2 separate regions of the Homo sapiens genome follow, and region 1 is linked to region 2. Evidence: chromatin contacts called from ENCODE Hi-C or POLR2A ChIA-PET data. All regions are on one chromosome and are shown on one strand. The core of a region is the stretch at or near the end of the contact, and the rest is flanking DNA. Distances in the headings are between cores, read along the strand shown.

What was found. Hi-C counts contacts between places; a loop is a spot of excess contacts on that map. ChIA-PET counts read pairs that join two places held with the same protein, here RNA polymerase II (POLR2A). Pooled maps may share reads with other maps.
Region 1: a pooled map shows a loop between it and region 2 (19-fold over the local background). The contact joins the promoter of SRSF4 here to the promoter of PEF1-AS1 in region 2. A Hi-C loop is called at or near these places in 8 of 50 pooled maps. POLR2A ChIA-PET finds 5 or more read pairs at or near these places in 2 of 52 experiments (CD4-positive, alpha-beta memory T cell and Caco-2).

The regions. Positions count from the first base shown.
Region 1 is chr1:29,180,259-29,184,489 of GRCh38, forward strand. SRSF4 (serine and arginine rich splicing factor 4) reads right to left here and starts at 1,642. Exons shown (of 6, transcript NM_005626.5): 1 at 1,388-1,642. The coding sequence starts at 1,494. It also overlaps a transcript of MECR not described here. RefSeq lists silencers at 1,241-1,430, 1,481-1,690 and enhancers at 1,695-2,332, 1,761-1,990, 2,333-2,970.
Region 2 is chr1:31,642,561-31,646,543 of GRCh38, forward strand. PEF1-AS1 (PEF1 and COL16A1 antisense RNA 1) reads left to right here and starts at 1,576. Exons shown (of 6, transcript NR_184313.1): 1 at 1,576-1,736; 2 at 2,152-2,286. It overlaps PEF1 (penta-EF-hand domain containing 1), which reads right to left and starts at 2,316. Exons shown (of 5, transcript NM_012392.4): 1 at 2,281-2,316. The coding sequence starts at 2,304. RefSeq lists enhancers at 2,046-2,816, 2,136-2,205, 2,446-2,785.

The DNA of each region.
Region 1 (4,231 bases), core at 392-2,891, 2.5 Mb before region 2:
GAGTTTCAACTTTCACATATATGGTATGTATACAATAACGTCTACCCGCCACTTCAATATATCCTTAAGAACTGAACGTTTTACTGTAGAAAAGGAGTAGTTTTTAAAGCCTTTTACTGTAAAAGAAATCAGTACTTTACTAAAGACGTCCTCAGAAAGAAAACGATTCTAATAATTAATTTGAAATGGCTTTTTAAACCCAAATCATCATTTGAGAATACGGTAGCTACCAGTTTTCTCATACGTGAAACATACTTAGGTAACTTTCAAAATGTTTCAGGTGTCAGTTACTAGTATAACCCTGGGGAGTAAACGGTAGCTATATTACAACTGTTGCAAAGTAGAGTTTCTTTTTTAAGCCAAGAGTTCTCTAACACCCAAGGTTTAGTGCCCTAAAATGTCACCCCAGTCCTTTTAATTTTATATCCATGCCTTCCAAGCCCTACCTAACATCTGGTTCCCAGTTTTCCCCGTTGAGTATTTTCTCCAGGCCTGATTCCTCAACAGTTTTCCCTAAAACCTGTAGCTCATGCTGGCACTATTTTTGCCGAAGTAGATTAAGAATACAAGTAATAGATCATACTCTGGGGGAGGCAGTAAGTTAACAATTTCGTCTCCGTCTGCGTTAACCAGACGCAGATACTAGCCAGGGTGGCCACTATTCTCCTAACAAATTCTACAACGGCCAAGCAATTTTTCGGTAAGTTGGAAAACGGAAACCACAGCGTGGAAACTCTGCACGGAGTCTTAAAGATAAGAAGTTAAGACTTTAATTTACTCTTGCAGAGGGAACGGTGAAGGCTTTCAGCACGGCAAGACGATACTTTCGAAACTGTCACTAGACTACTCAAACTGGAGTCTCCCGCCCAAAAAAGCGTGGCACACGGCTAAAAAGGGCCTCCCTCCAAGGCTCCAGTCCTCGGGGAAGACGGCGCTGTGACCGTCTGATCCATGAGACCGGGCAAGAGGTGAAAGGGAGCAGGAAATCCTGTTTATTTCCAGTAGTCCTCAGAGCGGGAAAGGTTGGTGTCTACCCAGAAACGAATAGGGCCCCAGTTCCGGGCCTAGGAAGGGAAAACCCAGGTCTCCCGGGCGCCCTGGAGCTGTGCCCCCCTGCCCGGAGCACCAGCCCCACTCGGGCTTTCCTTCTCCCCGTCCCACTCAGGGCCTCAGCACAGCTCCCATTATGCCTCCACCACCCCCACCCGCGCAGGCGCAGTGGGAACCGGGGCCTACCCGCGCCCCCGAGGCGCCGCCACTATGGCGGAGCCTGGCCAGGCCGGTAGCCGCTCCGCGCGGACCAGGCGTCCCTCTCCCGTCCCCGCGGCCTCCCCACCACCTATGGGGTCTGTCCCCGCCCGGCCGGACCCTCTTTCGCCCTCCTCACCCGTTCTTCAGATCCACCTCCAGGATCTTCCCGTAGCCCTTAAAGAAGCGCTCCACATCGCGCTCCCGGGCCTGGTAGCTCAGGCGGCCGATGTACACCCGCGGCATCCCGGCAACGGCAGTGATGGCTGGCCCCGGCCCCAGCCCCCCTTAGGCGGCGGCGGGCAAAGCGAGAGCACGGCGGCAGCGGCGGCGGCGGCAACGGGCGGGCGGCGGGACGGACGCAGCCGAACCCCGGCGACGTACGCGAGCACGCAGCTCGCGAGCGCGCGCTTCCACTTCCCCCGCCCTTCCCCGAGGCGGAAGGTAACCGGAGAGAGCGCGCGTTCGCTTCCCGCTCGGCCAGGACTGGGGGAGGAGCTTGCCCGGGGGCGCGCCGACGTGCGGCGGGGCAAGGTGATCGACAGGCGGCGCTGCGGCACGTCCTCGCGCGAGCTCGCCAAAGGGGTTCCTGCACCGCCTTCCGCAGCCAGCTGGCTTCGCCCCTCCCCCGGAAGTGTCCGCACCTCCTAGAGCCCAGCGAGCGAGCGTTTGTGCTTTTGTCCTTTGAACCGGGTGTGGTTTGGATTTCGGAGCTGGAGCTTTGGAATCAAACCTAGCTTCCAAACGATTGTGTACCCGTGACCTTGGGCTTGTTACGCGCGATGTCTCGGACCCTCCTTTATCTTTTCTGTAAAAGGGGGAGAGTAGTTCCTACCTTCCAGAGTTGTCTTGAGAATTATATGAGAATACGTACATAAAGCACTTAGTAGTTTTGTCATATCAAGTGCCCAATAAATGAGACCAGTATTATTTTTAAGAGGACACTGCTTAAATAGAAGCAGTGTGAGAAGCGGAGAAGGCTGGAGCTTTGGAGCTAGACTAGGCATGACGCCGAGTAAATTACTTGACCACAATCCAACCTATTTTTTTTTTTTTGAGACGAGTTTCGCTCGGTCGCCCAGGCTGGAGTGCAGTGGCGCGACCTCAGCTCACTGCAACCTCCGCCTCCCGGGTTCAAGCGATTCTCCTGCCTCAGCCTCCAGAGTAGCTGGGACTACAGGCGCCCGCCCCCACGCCCGGCTAATTTTTGTATTTTTAGGAGAGAGGAAGTTTCACCATATTGGCCAGGCAGGTCTCAAACTCCAGACCTCAGGTGATCCGCCCGCCTTGGCCTCCCAAAGTGCTGGGATTACAGGCGTGAGCCACTGCGCCTGGCCTATCCAGTCTATTTTCTAACCTGTAAAATTAGAATAATGTATACCCATCTCAAGGATTACACAGGTCACTAAATGGGGTAGTGTATGTGAAAGTACTTGGAACAGTGTCTGAAACATGGTAAGAGCTCAATAAATATTGGTTCCCTTCTCACTAACGCCATGTACCTAGAACCATAAAGGGTTTTGTTTCTTTGCTTGTTTTTGTTTTTTGAATATTTTGAAAGGATAACTCAAGGTTCAAATGATACACAGTGAAAAGTCTTCGCTGTCCACCAGCCACTTAGTTTCTCTTCCCAGAGGCAGTTTCTGAAATGTCCTTTAGGAGGTTAATTTACCCTTATAAAACAAATAGTAGGATACTATACATATGGTTCTACACAAAATATATTTTGAAAATCATTCCTTAAGAGTATAAAAGGACTAGTTTTATGGTTCATACCATTTTATACACAGTAATTTATTTAGCCAGTGCCCTGGTGAAGGACATTGAAATAAGTTCCAACCTTTTGTTATTACACTGCTGCAGTAACTTTGCATTTCTCTCTCTCTCTTTCTCTCTCTCTCTATATATATCATCTATTCCTAGAAATAGGATATTTGGGTCAGAGTTTTGATAAGTTATTGCTCAATTCCCCTTAAGTGGCTGTTTCCTCATATCCTCATCAACACCGTGTTATCAAACTTTTTGATCTTTGCCAATCTGAGAGGTGAAAAATGTTATCTCCAAGTGGTTTAATTTGCAAATATCATATTTTGCAGAGATATGAGTCTTTCTTCATATGTTTGAGATATATTTTCCTATTTCTGTCTGTGTATATCCTTTACCCATTTTTCTTATTCATAGGTGCTCACTATATATTAGGAAAATCAGCTCTTTGTCAAATGAGTTGCAAATATTTTTTCCATTTGTTGACTTTTGACTTTGCCAAGAGTGTTTTTTAGCCATGCAAAAACATTAGATATTTATGGGATCAATTTATCCATCCTTTATTTTTCTTTGATTCTGGATTTTATTTTTAAATTTTTATTTATTCTACTTTTTTTTTTTTTTTTTGAGACTGAGTCTCGCACTGTCGCCCAGGCTGCAGTGCAGCGGTGCGATCTCAGCTCACTGCAACCTACGCCTTCTGGGTTCAAGCGTTCTCCTTCCTCAGCCTCTAGAGTAGCTGGGATTACAGGCACCTGCCACCACGCCCGGCTAATTTTTTTGTATTTTAGTAGAGAAGGGGTTTCACTATGTTGGCCAGGCTGGTCTTGATCTCCTGACCTCGTGATCTGCCTGCCTCGGCCTCCCAGAGTGCTGGGACTACAGGCGTGAGCCACTGTACCCGGCTTTTTTTTTTTTTTTTTGAGATGGAGTCTTGGTCTGTTGCCCAAGATGGAGTGTAGTGGCACTATCTTGGCTCACTGCAGTCTCTGCCTCCAGGTTCAAGCAATTCTCCTGCCTCAGCCTCCCAAGTAGCTGGGATTACAGGCATGTGCCACCACGCCTGGCTAATTTTTTTGTATCTTTAATAGAGACTGGGTTTCACCATGTTGGCCAGGCTGGTCTCAAACTCCTGACCTCAGGTGAGGTGGCGTGAGCCACCGCGCCCGGCAAGAAATCTATTTTGAAAGTAATAATTAGTGGCTGGGTGCGGTGGTTC
Region 2 (3,983 bases), core at 326-2,825:
TGAGATGCTTTAAAACAACTCGTTTCCTTTCTTAGAACACCTGAGACCAGGAGGCGGACAAGGGTATGGTAGGAAAAAAAAACAACATTTCTTTTTCTATTCCAGACTCTTCTCTCTGTGCTCCTTTTCAGTATTTCACTCCAGGAATAGCCCAGGCAGCATGGCATCATGAGAGCAGTCACGGCAGCAAGAGCTGCCACCAGACACTGGCATGTACTAGGCACTAGCAACACGCCAGGCTCCCTGCATTTTAACCTCATTTTAGCCCTTTTCACAGGTATTATTTCTCCCTTTATACAGGTGAGGAAGCTGAGGCTCAGAGCCCTTAGTTTGTCCAGGGGTATATAACTATTAAGTAATACAGCTAGAATTCTAGCACAGTTCTCTCTAACCTGTCACTGCTTTTAGGATGCACACCAATTGTCCCTAATGCTTATTAGCATGTAGATTCCTGGGTACAGAACAGGTCTGAAGTGGGACCCAAAAGTGTGCTTTCTTAAACAAGCTCTCAGCTGATTCTGAGGCAGAAGACCAGCCACTGGGAAACAAGGCGCTATGAATGTTTTTTCAGCCTGTGTTCCTCAGAAATACTAGAGTCAAAAAAGTGACCAGACATCTGAAAAGAAAGCCGGGAGGCGGAGTTTCTATGGTTAGATATGTTTAAGAAATACTGCATATTATATTCCTTTCTGGATGATTTACAATGTACATTAGCAAATTAAGGATTCTGAAATAGCTTGTGGTCAATAAACTTATTCAGCTATACTTAAGAGTATTTCCAAAACTTTAGTTAACTACAGAATCCTCCTATATTAACAATATCTATTAAAACCTCCCAAGACTCAGCAAATGGAATGGACTTTAGGAAGCAACTGCTATGCTACACTTCCTAACTCCAGCCCGCACTGGCCTCTCTCTTTCCTACCTCTCTCTAAGGATGCAATAAGAGAAGTCCTAAGCTCTGGTCATGGCCTCACCCTCACTTACTACGTGTGACTTTTGGGAAGCCACTTAACCTCTTTGGGTTTGCTCCTCAGCAGTTAATTAGGGGTAATAATACCTGCATGCCGATAGGGACTTCATGATTAGGATAATGGAGGTCCAAACACTGTGTAACCCGCACAAGACTGCACTCCCTGGAAGGACTGTTACATCTTTTGGCCTGTGACTAAACTCAGTTGAGCACTGTGTAATATACCAATTGATCTTGTTTTCCCACATTTCGTTTATGGATTTCATCTCCTAAATAACTGTGTGATCGCAGCCCTCTGTGGGCTTCATTTCCTCCTCTGTAAAATGAGGGCTCTATTTTGAGGACCCTCCGGGCACTGGCCTTTTAGAAGTCTACTAAAAATCAAAATGCTAAAGGGCAACACATGTTACACCTCACTATGTACCAAACGCTTCGTAAGCATCACCTCCTGACTCTCCACAACAGCTTTATGAGGCAGATCCTATTATTCGGCCCTATTTTACAGGCGGAAACTTGGACTCAGAAAGGCAAAACAGCTTGCTCAAGGGCTCACAACTATTTAGGTGGTAGAGCTAAGATATGAACCTACCTCTGACACCAAAGTGCACTTCAACACCCTACTATCACCCAACAAAGAATTCTGGCCACAGAATCACCTTGCTGCGGTATTCCTGACTGAATCAAGATACGCTGGGGAAGAGGCATCTGAAGATAGCCCGGGTTCTGACCTCGGCCCTGCTGCCTAACTGCCTGGTGACTTCAGGTAAGTTCTGTGTCTTCTCGGGGTTCACTTTTCTACACGCGAAATGGCGGTGTTGAACTAAGTCAGTGGTCAAACCAGCTCACTTGTGGCGCCTGCTACAACCAGAGTTTCCTGATGACTCTGATGCAGTGTGGGGTGGGTCCGGAAGCCTGGATTTTTATCCGACGCCCCAAATGAGATCGGCGGAACCAGAACTCTAAACCTCCGGTCATGGCTGATGCCCCCGCCCAAGGCCCCCATGAGGGCCTTGGGAGGCTGTGGAGCCCAGGCCAGCGCCAGCCTGGACCTGTGGGGTCCAAGGTCCCCAAATCCTCGAGTGAGCGACGTCAAGGGGGCGCGACACGACCTCGCGAATGTGCGGTCCTTCATGACGTGAGCAGGGCGCGACCGACGGTCCCTTTTCGGTTCTCTACAGCGCAAGGCCTCGCTGAAGCGAACCCATCGTGGGAAGGGCGCGGAGAAAGCGGGGAGAAAGAGCAGGGGGACGTCGGGCCTGCGCCTGGCACCGCCGCTACCTGGATTCGCGGGCCCCTCACACACTCACCTGCCGGTAAGGATAGCTGGCCATGGTGATTCTGACGTCACACTCAGGCAAGGGGTGGGGCTTTCCGCTCTCAAACCCGCCCCTCGTCTCGGCTTTGGGGCTGGGCCCGCATCTGATTGGACGTCCGCGCCTGTCAATCTTGGGTGCTGTCGGCCGACGGAAGTGACGATGGGGGCGGTGGGCGGATGCCTACCCGAGAGACCAGGGGAGCTAAGTGATTGATGGAGCTTCCGGAAGTCTTGGCGGCTGTACCAGCGCTAATGTTCCTCCTTTTCCTGAGGTGGAGTGGGCCGAAGAGGTGGTCAGGTTGGGAAATTTAGTGAGAAGCCTGGGTGGGGTGTTGCTGCGGTAGCCATGTTATAACCTGGCAAATGGGACGCATGATAGTGACGTAATTGCTGGAGTAGCTCCTGAGTTTCCGCAGATGAGCCGCGGGAAAGGAGACGAGGGGCGGTGGCCAGGCGGTTGCCCTGACAACGGGGAACCGACCGACTCTTCCCGGTAGGGAGAGGCGATGGCGGAATTACTCCTCTAATGTCAAGGTACTGGGTACCAGTTAGTACCCTTGTAGTGGGATACAGATCTGTGGTCTTTGGAGAAAAAAACCCCAGATCATTAGAGTTGGAGGAAAATTGAATTATCTAGTGCCTCTTTCTTCATAAATGGGGAAACTGAGGTGCAGAGAGGCAGTTGCCTTGCCCTAGCTCACAGTGGGTCGCCTAGAACCGGGGTCAATGGATGTCCAGTTCTCAGCAGGGAGGTCTAGGTCGGTCCCCATCGTAGGTCAAATCCTGGTGACCGAGTGATCTCAGCACCATGTACTTGCCACTCAGTGGTTCCGTTTCTACACTTATTTGTGTGCTTATTTGATTTCTTTGTCAAGTTCTTTCATGTGGGCTAGGGTTTTGTCTGTTTTTGCTTGTCATTATAACTCCAGTACCTAGTATAGCGACTGACACGATTATTAAAATAAATGAATAAATGAATGTTACGAACTGTTATCCAGTCTAGTCCATCTATCTAACCAAGTGCACTTTCCAAAATCACAGTGCTGATCATGCCACTTGCCCACTACACAGCCTACAATGGATGCTCTTCATCCACGCCTACAAAATAAGGCCCAATCTCTTCATTCTGGTACTCCAGGCCCTTCAGAATCTGGCCCAGCCTCAACTTTCCAATCTTACGGCCCCTTCTGCTACTCTGTATTTCTGTGCTCAGTTCCACCATTCAGCACTTCTGCTTTGGAGGGAGGATCTTTGTTTTATCACTTTCTAACTGTATCACCTTAGGCAGGTTTTTTGTTTGTTTGTTTTTAATTTCCAACTTTTAAGATCAGGGGTATATGAGCAGGATGTGGTTTGTTACATAGGTAAATGTGTGCCATGGTGGTTTGTCGCACACATCATCCCATCACCCAAGTGTTAAGCCCAGCATCCATTAGCTATTCTTCCTGATGCTCTCCCTCTTCCCACCTCCCTCTACGCTCCGACAGACCCCAGTGGTGTATGTGCTCTCCTCATTCAGCTCCCACTTATAAGTGGTAACATGCGGTGTTTGGTTTTCTGTTTCTCTGTTAGTTTGCTGAGGATAATGGCTTCCAATTCCATCCACGTCCCTGCAAAGGACATGATCTTGTTCCTTTTTTATGGCTGCATAGTATTCCACAGTGTATATCTACCACATTTTATTTAGGCAAGTTA